Regions from separate parts of the Homo sapiens genome. Here region 1 is linked to region 2. Evidence: read pairs that join two places in POLR2A ChIA-PET (ENCODE). Cell type or tissue: HepG2. All regions are shown on one strand. Region 1 overlaps SNX29 (sorting nexin 29). Region 2 overlaps SNX29 (sorting nexin 29).

Region 1 (5,000 bases), 73 kb before region 2:
TCCTGGATGTTGCCATGATAATGGTAAACTGACATGGCACCCACGGGCATGTCTGATGGAAAGCTGCTTCCACCCAGTCCTGTTTTAGCTAGTAGTCAGTTTGGTCCAGTGTCTGAGTCCCGCCTCTGGAGTCAAGTCCCACCTCCTACTTCAATAGCTCACTGCAGCCTTGACCTTCTGGACTCAAGCAATCTTCCCACCTCAACTTCCTGAGTGGCTGGGACCACAGGCATGCTGATGTACCCAGCTAGTTAAAAAAATTTTTTTTTGTAATTACAGGGTCTCACTACATTGCCCAGGCTGTGACATCAATATCTATAGCTGCTTTTCATAAAATGCCATGAAAAACCTAACAGGTCACCAAGTACCACACATGTAATACACCCTCAAAAAACACTGGTAGGAGAAATTCTCTAGGATCAACAACCCAGGTTCTTCAACTAATAAATGACACGTAAGGAAGAAAGGGAGAGGCAGGGAGACACAGGTGACAGAACATATGGATTAAAAGACACTGAAGAGATCCATCACCAATCACGAGGTGGGGACCTTACTGGGATCCTGATTCAAACACCTGTTTAAACTACAAATTTGAACACTCACCAGATATTTGACAATACTAAGGAATTACTGCTAACTTTAGGGTGTGATAATGATACTACAGAGTTTTTTCTGTTTTAAAAAGACAGTCCTTGTAGTTTACTACCAATATATTCCTAACTACTTATGGGTGAAATCAACGTTGTGCTTTGGATTTCCTTCCAAACACTACTTGATGCTGGGGAAACAGGAGGGTAAGTGGATGAAACAAGACTGGACAAGAGTTGATAACTATTGAAGTAGGGTGATGAGTATATGGAAGTTCTTTATGCTCTTTTGCCTACTTTTTACCAGTTAAAAAAAAAATTTAAAAAAAACAGAGAGACACCTGTGAGATACAGCCTGCCTCCTCTTCCTTCAGAGACCTTCCTTAGGGAAGGAGTCTGTTTGTAAAGGAGACCATGCTGGAGGCTGGAAACCCATACGCTGGTGGAGCCTGCAGGCTGTGGTCACACCTCCTCATCTCCAAATCCCTCACTTTCCCAGGGCCTGTGTAGTGTGCTGCTGACATGACTATGTGTGTTGTTAACTGAAGTCAAGGCAGAGAGCCAAGCAAAGGGCACATCCAAAAGACAGAAAAGCTCCGAGCTTAGCCATCTTGCATAAATGAGATGCTCCAGTTCCTTGTTCGGGAAGCTGGGAAGGAGAAAGAGTGAGCCAGGGGCCCCCTAAAAGACGTTCTTAAAGAAGCTCCTCTCCCTGATACTCCAACCCAAGAATCAATGGGACTAGCACGAGCCTCTTTTAACAGGCTTTTTAAAGTATGACTATGGTATTGCAGTAATGTGGGGTTTTTAAAAGACCTCTTATCTTTTAAAGATAGATTCTGAAATACTCAGGAATGTAATAATATGGAACCTGGGATTTTCTTCAAAATACCATGAGAGGCTGAGGTTTGATGGGTGGGACGGGATACAGATGAAGCAAGACTGGCCAAGAGGTACTAACAGCTACAGCCAGGTGATGGGTACATAGAGGCTCATTACACTTTTATTTCTGTATATGTTTCAACTTTTACATAATAAAAAAATTTTAAGGACACCTTGGGGCCGGGTACAGTGGCTCACACCTGTAATCCCAGCACTTTGGGAGGCCAAGGCGGGTGGATCATGAGGTGAGGAGATCGAGACCATCCTGGCTTACACGGTGAAACCCCATCTCTACTAAAAATACAAAAAAATTAACCTCACATGGTGGTGGGGCCTGTAGTCCCAGCTACTTGGGAGGCTGAGGCAGAAGAATGGCATGAACCCGGGAGGCAGAGCTTGCAGTGAACCGAGATCACACCACTGCACTCCAGCCTGGGCAATACAGCAAAGCTCCATCTCAAAAAAAAAAAAAAAAAAATCCTTGGAGGTTTAGCCCTGTTAGTCATTCACACTTCAGTGGGAATTACACCTATCCTGCTAGAAACTATAACTTCTTACCCTTTTTCACTGATATATAGGAGACACTTAAACACTCCATTTTGCTTGGTAATCAAACTATATGAGGTAAGAGCCTGGTCTCAATCCACTCAGCTTCATGTGATTAAAAAAAAAAACAAACAGGACAGGCATAGTGGCTCACACCTGTAATCCCAGCACTTTGGGAGGCCGAGGTGGGAGGATCACTTGAGGTCAGGAGTTTGAGACTAGCCTGGCCAATACGGTGAAACCCTGTCTCTACTAAAAATACAAAAATTAGCTGAGCATGGTAGCGTATGCTACTGTGGAGGGGGAAGCAGGAGAATCACTTGAACCCAGGAGGCGGAGGTTGTAGTGAGCTGAGATCGTACCACTGCACTCCAGCCTGGGCAACAGAGTGAAACTCCATCAGAAAAATAAAAAATAAATAAATAAATAAACCTAACATCATACCTTTCATTTTGAGTATCAGTTTAATGTAGATCTCAGCTCAGAGTTTTTTATCCTGAGTCCTTATAAAAAATCCAGTATTTTATTGAAAAGCCCATGCTGCTCTTATACAAAAATGACTCCTGGACACGCATGAGAAGTGTTGGAACCCATTGGTGCCAATTTATGAGGCAGGCACTGGTGGTGTAACTGCTCCCAAGGTCCTGGCTGCTTCCGGAATTTTTACACTTTATTAAAATGATGATCACATTCACAGTTATCTACAGCGTGTGATTATGAGTGTATTTTTTACCAGCTTGATGTTCAAGCTTACTTTTCCATTAATAGCGACTCTGCCATTATAATGAGAACAAATGTTGCTAATACACCATTTATTTTACCCACAAGAAAAATTCAGGGACTAACCACACTCAGACAGTAAACGATAAGTGTCTTATAATTTTAAAAATCAATCATCAGCTAGCTGAGCCCTGCCATATGGAAGGGAGTAAAGTTCTGTTTGCAGAGGATGGACTGGCAATATTGAAGCAGAAGATACACAAGTGGGGCAAACAGCTAGAAAACGGTGCCGGCAAGCAAGAGCTGGGAGAGCCCGAAGACAACATGAGGGAGCTAAGCCCTGCTAAACAGTGAGTGGAAGGAGAACTGAAGGGAAACGGCATCTACTGATTACATACGGATACAAAGCTTTACCTAAGTGAGAGCACCGCTGGTAAGCAAAATAAACAGATTCTAACCTAAGCTAAAATAGAATTCACTATAAACAGGCAGAAAAGTGGGGAAATCAGGCTCAGAAAAGTAACTGAGGCCAGGCACAGTGGCTCATGCCTATAATCCGTCCCATCACTTTGGGAGGCCAAGGTGGGTGGATCACCTGAGGTCAGGAGTTCGAGACCAGCCTGGCCAACACGGCGAAACCCCATCTCTGTTAAAAATATAAAAAATTAGCTGGGTGTGGTGGCACGCATCTGTAATCTCAGCTACTCGGGAGGCTGAGGCAGGAGAATTGCTTGAACCTGGGAGGCAGAGGTTGCAGTGAGCTGAGATTGTGCCATTGCCCTCCAGCCTGGGTGACAGAATGAGACTCTGTCTCAAAAAAAAGAAAAAAAAAAAAGGAACCGAAACCAAAGCAGTTCTGGCAAGTTCAACACAGAAAACAATTAGAGTCTTATCAGACTCATTGCTATTAGTCTATTGAATAAATGCTTACTGTTAATTGCTATTGAATAAACGGCCTCCCAAGCATTGCTGCATTCTTATACAACTCCAGAGTTAAAGCCCCCATGGGCCTAGCTCAGGTCATGTACCCAGCCCTGAACCAAAACCAGGGCAAAGCATTTGGACATACTGTCCCACCCAGACAGCACGCTATGGTGGAGAGGGAAGCCCTCCAAAGAAAGTCAGGATGGAGGGGAGAAGAGGAAGCACAGAGACACCTCCTGTCTACTGCAGGCACTCAGCTGGGTTCTTATGTGTCATTCCCAAAACAAACCCACTCACAGGTATGACTGGCTGCATTTCACTAACAGAGAACTTGAGGCTTAGAGAGGTTAGGGGGCGTGCCCAGGAACATACGGCAGTAAGTGGCAAATCTGAACTCAGTCTGACACGCGATACATGTGCTTTCCAAGTCACCAGGCTGCAGAAGGCAGCGACAAAGTGATGCAGGCCCAAAGTCCGAATGTCGCCAACACTTCACATTGTTGTGAAGACAACTGCTGAAAAAGAATAGAACATCTCTGAAGATGAGTCCAAACCAAAGGAAATGTACTTAAAAGAGGTAAAGAAGCAAGAGTCTCAGAAGAGATCAATCTTGGATGTGTCCAATATCTTATCTTCAAAACCTTGGTTGTTTCTGTTCTGGTGTCTTAGAATTTCAAGAAGCATGGGGAAGTTTACAGAAGAAATTCTGAGCATCACCACTAACAGTCCCTAAGAAGTGGGGAGGAATTATCTAAAGAAGCTGTGGTTAGGTGCCAACCTCTGCAGAACTGCCGTCAAAGACACAGCTCCAGGCCTGTGGGTATAACCCTACCTCTGCACTTCAATTATCTGTCCTGACAATTAGAACAGGCACGTCTGCCTCACCCACAAGAATGCAAGCTCCCTAAACACAGGCACTGCGTCCCATTCATTTTTGTAACTTAGGACCACTCTTGGCATGAGGAAGAGCTAATGCAACTCACAGATGAAACACCAATGACTTTGCAACAGAAGTCGCTCTGCAAGTGGCTCATGCCTGTAATCCCAGCACTTTGGGAGGCTGAGGTGGGTGGATCACGAAGTCAAGAGATCAAGACCATCCTGACCAACATGGTGAAATCCCCATCTCTACTAAAAATACAAAAATTAGCTGGGCATGGTGATGCGTGCCTGTAGTCCCAGCTACTCAGGAGCCTGAGACAGAAGAAGCGCTTGAACCCAGGAGGTGGAGCTTGCAGTGAGCCAAGATCACGCCACTACACTCCAGCCTGGTGACAGAGTGAGGCTCTGTCTCAAAAAAGAAAAAGAAAAAAAAAAAAAACAACTCCATCTAGGGTAGTC
Region 2 (5,000 bases):
AACCCTCCTCCTACCTCAGCCTCTCAAAGTGCTGGGATTACAGGTGGAAGCCGCCGTGCCCAGCCGGTCTCTGACCTTTCTAAGCTTCAGTTCTCCCGTGTAAATGGGGATAATAGTACCCACCTCACAGGACAGTTGCCATGAAGCAGTTAGCACAGGGTCTAGCAATGGTGCTTAATGCATGTTGGCTATTATTACTGGGTGCTCAGCAAACTCATTCATGCATTCACTCACTCATTTATTCATCAAATGTCTACTGATAACCCACCAGGGACCAGGCACTGTTTTGGAAGCTAGGTGCACAACAGTATCAACATCAACTCAGTCCCTACTCTCATGACCTTATATCCTGGCTAATGTTTCTTGAATCTGTCACCACAGAAATAAAGAGATTACATTTTTAAAGTATAAAATAGGCAGCAATAGACCTGGGAGTGACCAACTAGCAAAAATGATGGCAGGGAAATCATGGATGGCTTCCTGGAGCAGGGGTATCTGGAGGTCAGTGTGGTGTGCCAGGCATCAGGGAGACTGCAGAGTAAATAGAAGGCACCCCACAGGGAAGACAAGGAGGGAGTCTATTTCTACGGAAATGCAAAGAATGCAAGTGAAGCCATAAACCAGTGAATTAAGCCCAGACCAGGAGAGAGGCTCTCTCTCTGTGCAGGGTATCGATTCTTCCATTCAGTCTGAGAAAAAAAAAAATATTCAGGCAAGTCACTCTCAACCAAGGTCCACGGCATCATTACCCACTCGAGCAAAACAAAATGACCAGTTTCCTTACAAAAGCTGCAATTAGAAACTTAAAATAGAGCAGTTTTCAAAATCAAAGTGGCTTTTTACAAAACAAGCCACCTGTCAGCTCCCAGGACAGAAAGCAGTTGAAAACAAAAGCTGACTGACAAACTACACCAATAAACACAATGCTGAGACAGCCCCAAAAAGTTAATGACGACAACAATAAATATACGTCTGGCCTCCTTCCGAGGAGGGAGCTGAGGCACTCCAATTGTTCCTGTTGTGTTTCTGGGTCTTTGTTTCCTACCAAACAATAAAAATGAAATGAACAACAATCGTGAATCGATACTTGATATTTCCAGGCAATTCCATTTGCAGTGATTTGGGAGAAGAAAGCCCCTGCCAGGGAGGAAATCAGGTCGAACAAATAAAACGTTACCCCTTAATGGAGGTCGCCAGAGAGACGAGGGCCACTTTTAGAACCTGGGACTGGATCCTCTTGCAGCTATGACCCAACATTTGATGACGTTTTCCCAAGGAGTGGGGCAAAAAGGGGTGGCTTGATGGGACTTTAGCACCCTCCATCCCTGACTCCAACAGCCTCATCCTCCCACAAGGCCACCAGAAGCAGCAGGGACTCCTGGCTGCCTACCCAGTATTCATCGCTCCTTCCTTATCTGCCAAATAAGCCCCACGTCTCCCAGCCCACCTTGCAATTTGGGGTGGCCACATAGCTGGGTACTGGGGCTTACCTGTTCAGGGTTTACTTAAAGGTCGGGAAACTGGCTAATCACACAAATACTGTTTTGTCAGGGTAATGGATGGAAAAGCTTTTGAAAAGGTTTGCTCTATAATTCTCATCTTAATTATTTATCCACTTGGAGAAACTAACTTACAGGTGTCTGCTAATGTGCTGTGACCTTCCACAGCCTGGACACTCTCCTAAATGCATTTCCAACCCACAACACCAACCACTGCCTGCTACTTTGCGTGTGTCATCACTTTTAAACTGCAAACAATTCTATAAAGTCAATGTTGTTTTTAATTTTATTTTTTTCCTTTATTTCAACAGTTTTAAGGGTATAAATGGCTTTTGGTGACTTGAATGAACTGTGTAGCGGCAAAGTCTGGGCTTTCAGTGTACCTGTCACTCAAACAACATGTACTCTAGACCCAATAGGTAGTTTTTCATCCCTCGCCTCCCCTCCTGCTCAGAGTTTCTAATGTCCCTTATGTTTCTCTATATGCCCCTGTGTGCCCACAGCTTGGCTCCCACTTCTAAGTTAGAGGATGTGCTATTTTTCTGTTCCTGAGTTACTTCACTTAGGATGATGGCCTCTAGTTCCATCCAAGTGGCTGCAAAAGACAGTATTCCATTCTTTATGTCCGAGTAGTTTTTTTTGTTTGTTTGTGTTTTTCTTTTTTTGAGACAGAGTCTCACTCTGTCACCCAGGCTGGAGTGCAGTGGCACGATCTCGGCTCACTGCAACCTCCACCTCCTGGATTCAAGCTATTCTCCTGCCTCAGCCTCCCGAGTAGCTGGGATTACAGGTGCATGCCACCATGCCCAGCTAATTTTTGTATTTTTAGTAGAGATGGGGTTTCACTATATTGGCCAGGCTCGTCTCAAATTCCTGACCGCAGGTGATTCAACCACCTCGGCCTCCCAAAGTGCTGGGATTACCGGCATGAGCCACAGCGCCCAGCCCTTTATGACTGAGTAGTATTGTATGATGTATACATACCACGTTTTCTTTCTCCACTCAAGAAAGTATTTGCAAAGTACACATCCGATAAGGGGTTAATACCCAGAATCTACAAGGAACTCAAACACATCAGTCATGAAAAAAATGAATAATCTCATTAAAAAGTAAGCAAACAAGAACAGACATTTTTCAAAAGAAGATATACAAACGGCCTACAAACATATATAAAATATATATTATCTTTACTCCTCAAATGGAAATACTGAAGCTCAGAGATGGCAACTTATTCCGTGAGCTCAGAGCTAGTAAATGACAGGGCTGGGATTGGACAGGTTCCTCCAACCAGAAGCTCTGTGCCTGCCTTTCCCGCTCCAGTTCTATTAACACTTCCCCAGGCTCCTCTTCCAGGCAATGGCTTCTGTCTACCATGGACGAAGTAGCCTTCAAGGACAAAGAGCAGGTCCAGTCTACACACAGCCCTGCTCCTGAGAAGCGGAAAGTCAATGGTTCTGCTTTCCGCCAACCCTGATGTCCACTTCCGAGTCCCTCCCACTCTAACCTGGCTCCCCATGTGACTCATGGCACACAATCAGTTTTCAGTCTCCGGGGGGAAAGGCGAACATGGCGCATTTTTTCTCAGGACAAAGTACATGGTAAATGCTAGCCAGTCACACAGAGGCTGCCCCACATAGGCAGGCGTCTCTGGGCTAGCTCGTCACACACCACCACCGAGGCCCAGGAGAGGCAACATACACTATCCCTAGAACACGTCTGAGAGAATAAACTTCAGAAGCACTGGGGAAAGCATGGGTTTAACAGACAGATCTGGGTAGGAATCTCGGCTCTACTACTTTCTAGGTGGATGACTGTAATGATTAACTTCATGTGTCAATGTGGCTAGGTCACAGTACCCAGATATTTCACCCAACACCAGTCTAAATGTCATTGTAAAGGTATTTTTTAAATGAGATTAACAGTTTAATCAGTAAAGCACATTATCTTCCATAATGAGAGTGGGCCTCATCCAATCAGCTGAAGGCTTTAAGAAGAAAAAACAAACAAACAAACAAAAAACGGAGGTTTCATAAGGAAGTACGAATTCTGCCCCCAGACGGCCTTTGGACTTGAGTTGCAACATCAGTTTCTCTCTGGACTCCAGCCTAGAGGCCCACCCTGCAGATTCTGGAGTTGACAGATGCCACCATAACATGGGTCAATTCCTTAAAATATCGATCAATCTCAATCTGTCTACACACACAGACACACACACACACACCCCTATTGGTCCACTTTTGTGGAGAACCCTGACTAATACAGTGAGCTTCAGCACATCCACCTCTCAGAGCCTTGGTTTCTCACATCTGTAAAATGGAGGCAACAGTCCCATCCTCACAGAGCTGTTAGAAGGAAAAAAGCTGCAGGGAAAGCTACCCCGGGGCCCAGCACGTTACAGGTACCCAATGAACAGAGCTTCTGTTATCTGTCAGCCAGGGATTTCTCTAGATGGTTACAAGGCCTTGTGGGAAAAGGTTGGGCTGTATCAGAATATGTATTCGAAATTACCTGCTTGCTTATATGTTTAGTGTCCATCTCTCCCACTAAACCTGAGGAGTCTCCTTGGGCCTGAAGTATACCCAGAACTGTGCCTGGTACTCAAGGAGTATTCAATCAATGTTGGCTGAATGAATGAAACGGTGCCCTGACCTTGTACTCTGCACAAATCAAATAACCTAACTTCCCAAACCACCCAGGGGTTTTGGAGTCTGTGTAAAAAGTGAGGGAGGTGGTGGGAAAAACAGCTTATGAAGCCTCACTCTGCACTAAAGGCTGTGCTGGGAACTTTACATCTAATTCTCTCAATTACTCCTCAAAACAGGGTTGCAGGTGAAAACAGTGCCCAGAAGGCAGTTATTTCAAGCAGTGGGGAGAGCAACGATGAGGTCTCCTGTTTACAAACTTAGTATCTGAAAAGGTAAAGGCCACTTGAGATTCAGCCCATCAAACAAATACAAAATAGACCGGAGCAGAGTGAAACAAGAGAGAAGGGAGAGAGGAGGGGAGGAGATAGGGGAAAAGAGGAGGTAGGGAGGGAATGAGGGAGGGAGGGAACATGTGAGAGAAAATGGCCAGCAGGTGAGGACACCTTGGCTACAACCTGAAGCAAGGATGCAGCTGGAAAAAAGAAGACAAGCCCAGGGGGACCAGAAAGGTGGTGGAAGCTCGGCAGTGGAGGAGTCCAGAGGGAGAGGGAGCTTCAGGCCTGGCTGGATTCACTTTCTCTGTCTCTTGGCTCTACCTTCCTCTGCATCGACTCCATTCTCAGGCAAGACTTCTCAGTCCCACCGAGAGTGATGGTGGACACCAGTGCTCCCAGCTCCTCAGGAGGCCGAGGCAGGAGGGATTGCTTGAGCCCAGAAGGTTGAGGCTGCAGTGAACTATGATCGTCCAGCTGCGCTCCAGCCTGGGCAACACAGCAAGACCCTGTGTCTTTAAAAAAAAAAAAAAAAAGTGGAGGGAACGTCTGAGTCCCTTGAGTGCAAAACGAGGAGCCCCAGC

The links. Peaks named below come from ENCODE experiments on the same cell type or tissue, not always from the same donor. Only the 100,000 strongest peaks of a DNase experiment are listed, where the experiment ranks them.
Region 1: POLR2A ChIA-PET joins it to region 2 with 9 read pairs; 4 of 35 experiments call an interaction of 5 or more read pairs at or near these places.

What each region holds. Positions count from the first base shown.
Region 1 is chr16:12,283,292-12,288,291 of GRCh38, reverse strand. The region is part of intron 15 of SNX29 (sorting nexin 29); the gene reads right to left. Among named protein-coding and RNA genes, the nearest start is that of SNX29-AS2, 87 kb to the left of the region's middle. RefSeq lists an enhancer at 3,867-3,996. In HepG2, no CTCF peak of the experiment used is centred here; DNase peaks (open chromatin) are centred at 161 and 2,991.
Region 2 is chr16:12,210,278-12,215,277 of GRCh38, reverse strand. The region is part of intron 14 of SNX29 (sorting nexin 29); the gene reads right to left. Among named protein-coding and RNA genes, the nearest start is that of SNX29-AS2, 160 kb to the left of the region's middle. In HepG2, no CTCF peak of the experiment used is centred here; DNase peaks (open chromatin) are centred at 3,037, 3,607 and 4,137; H3K4me3 peaks cover 2,074 bases.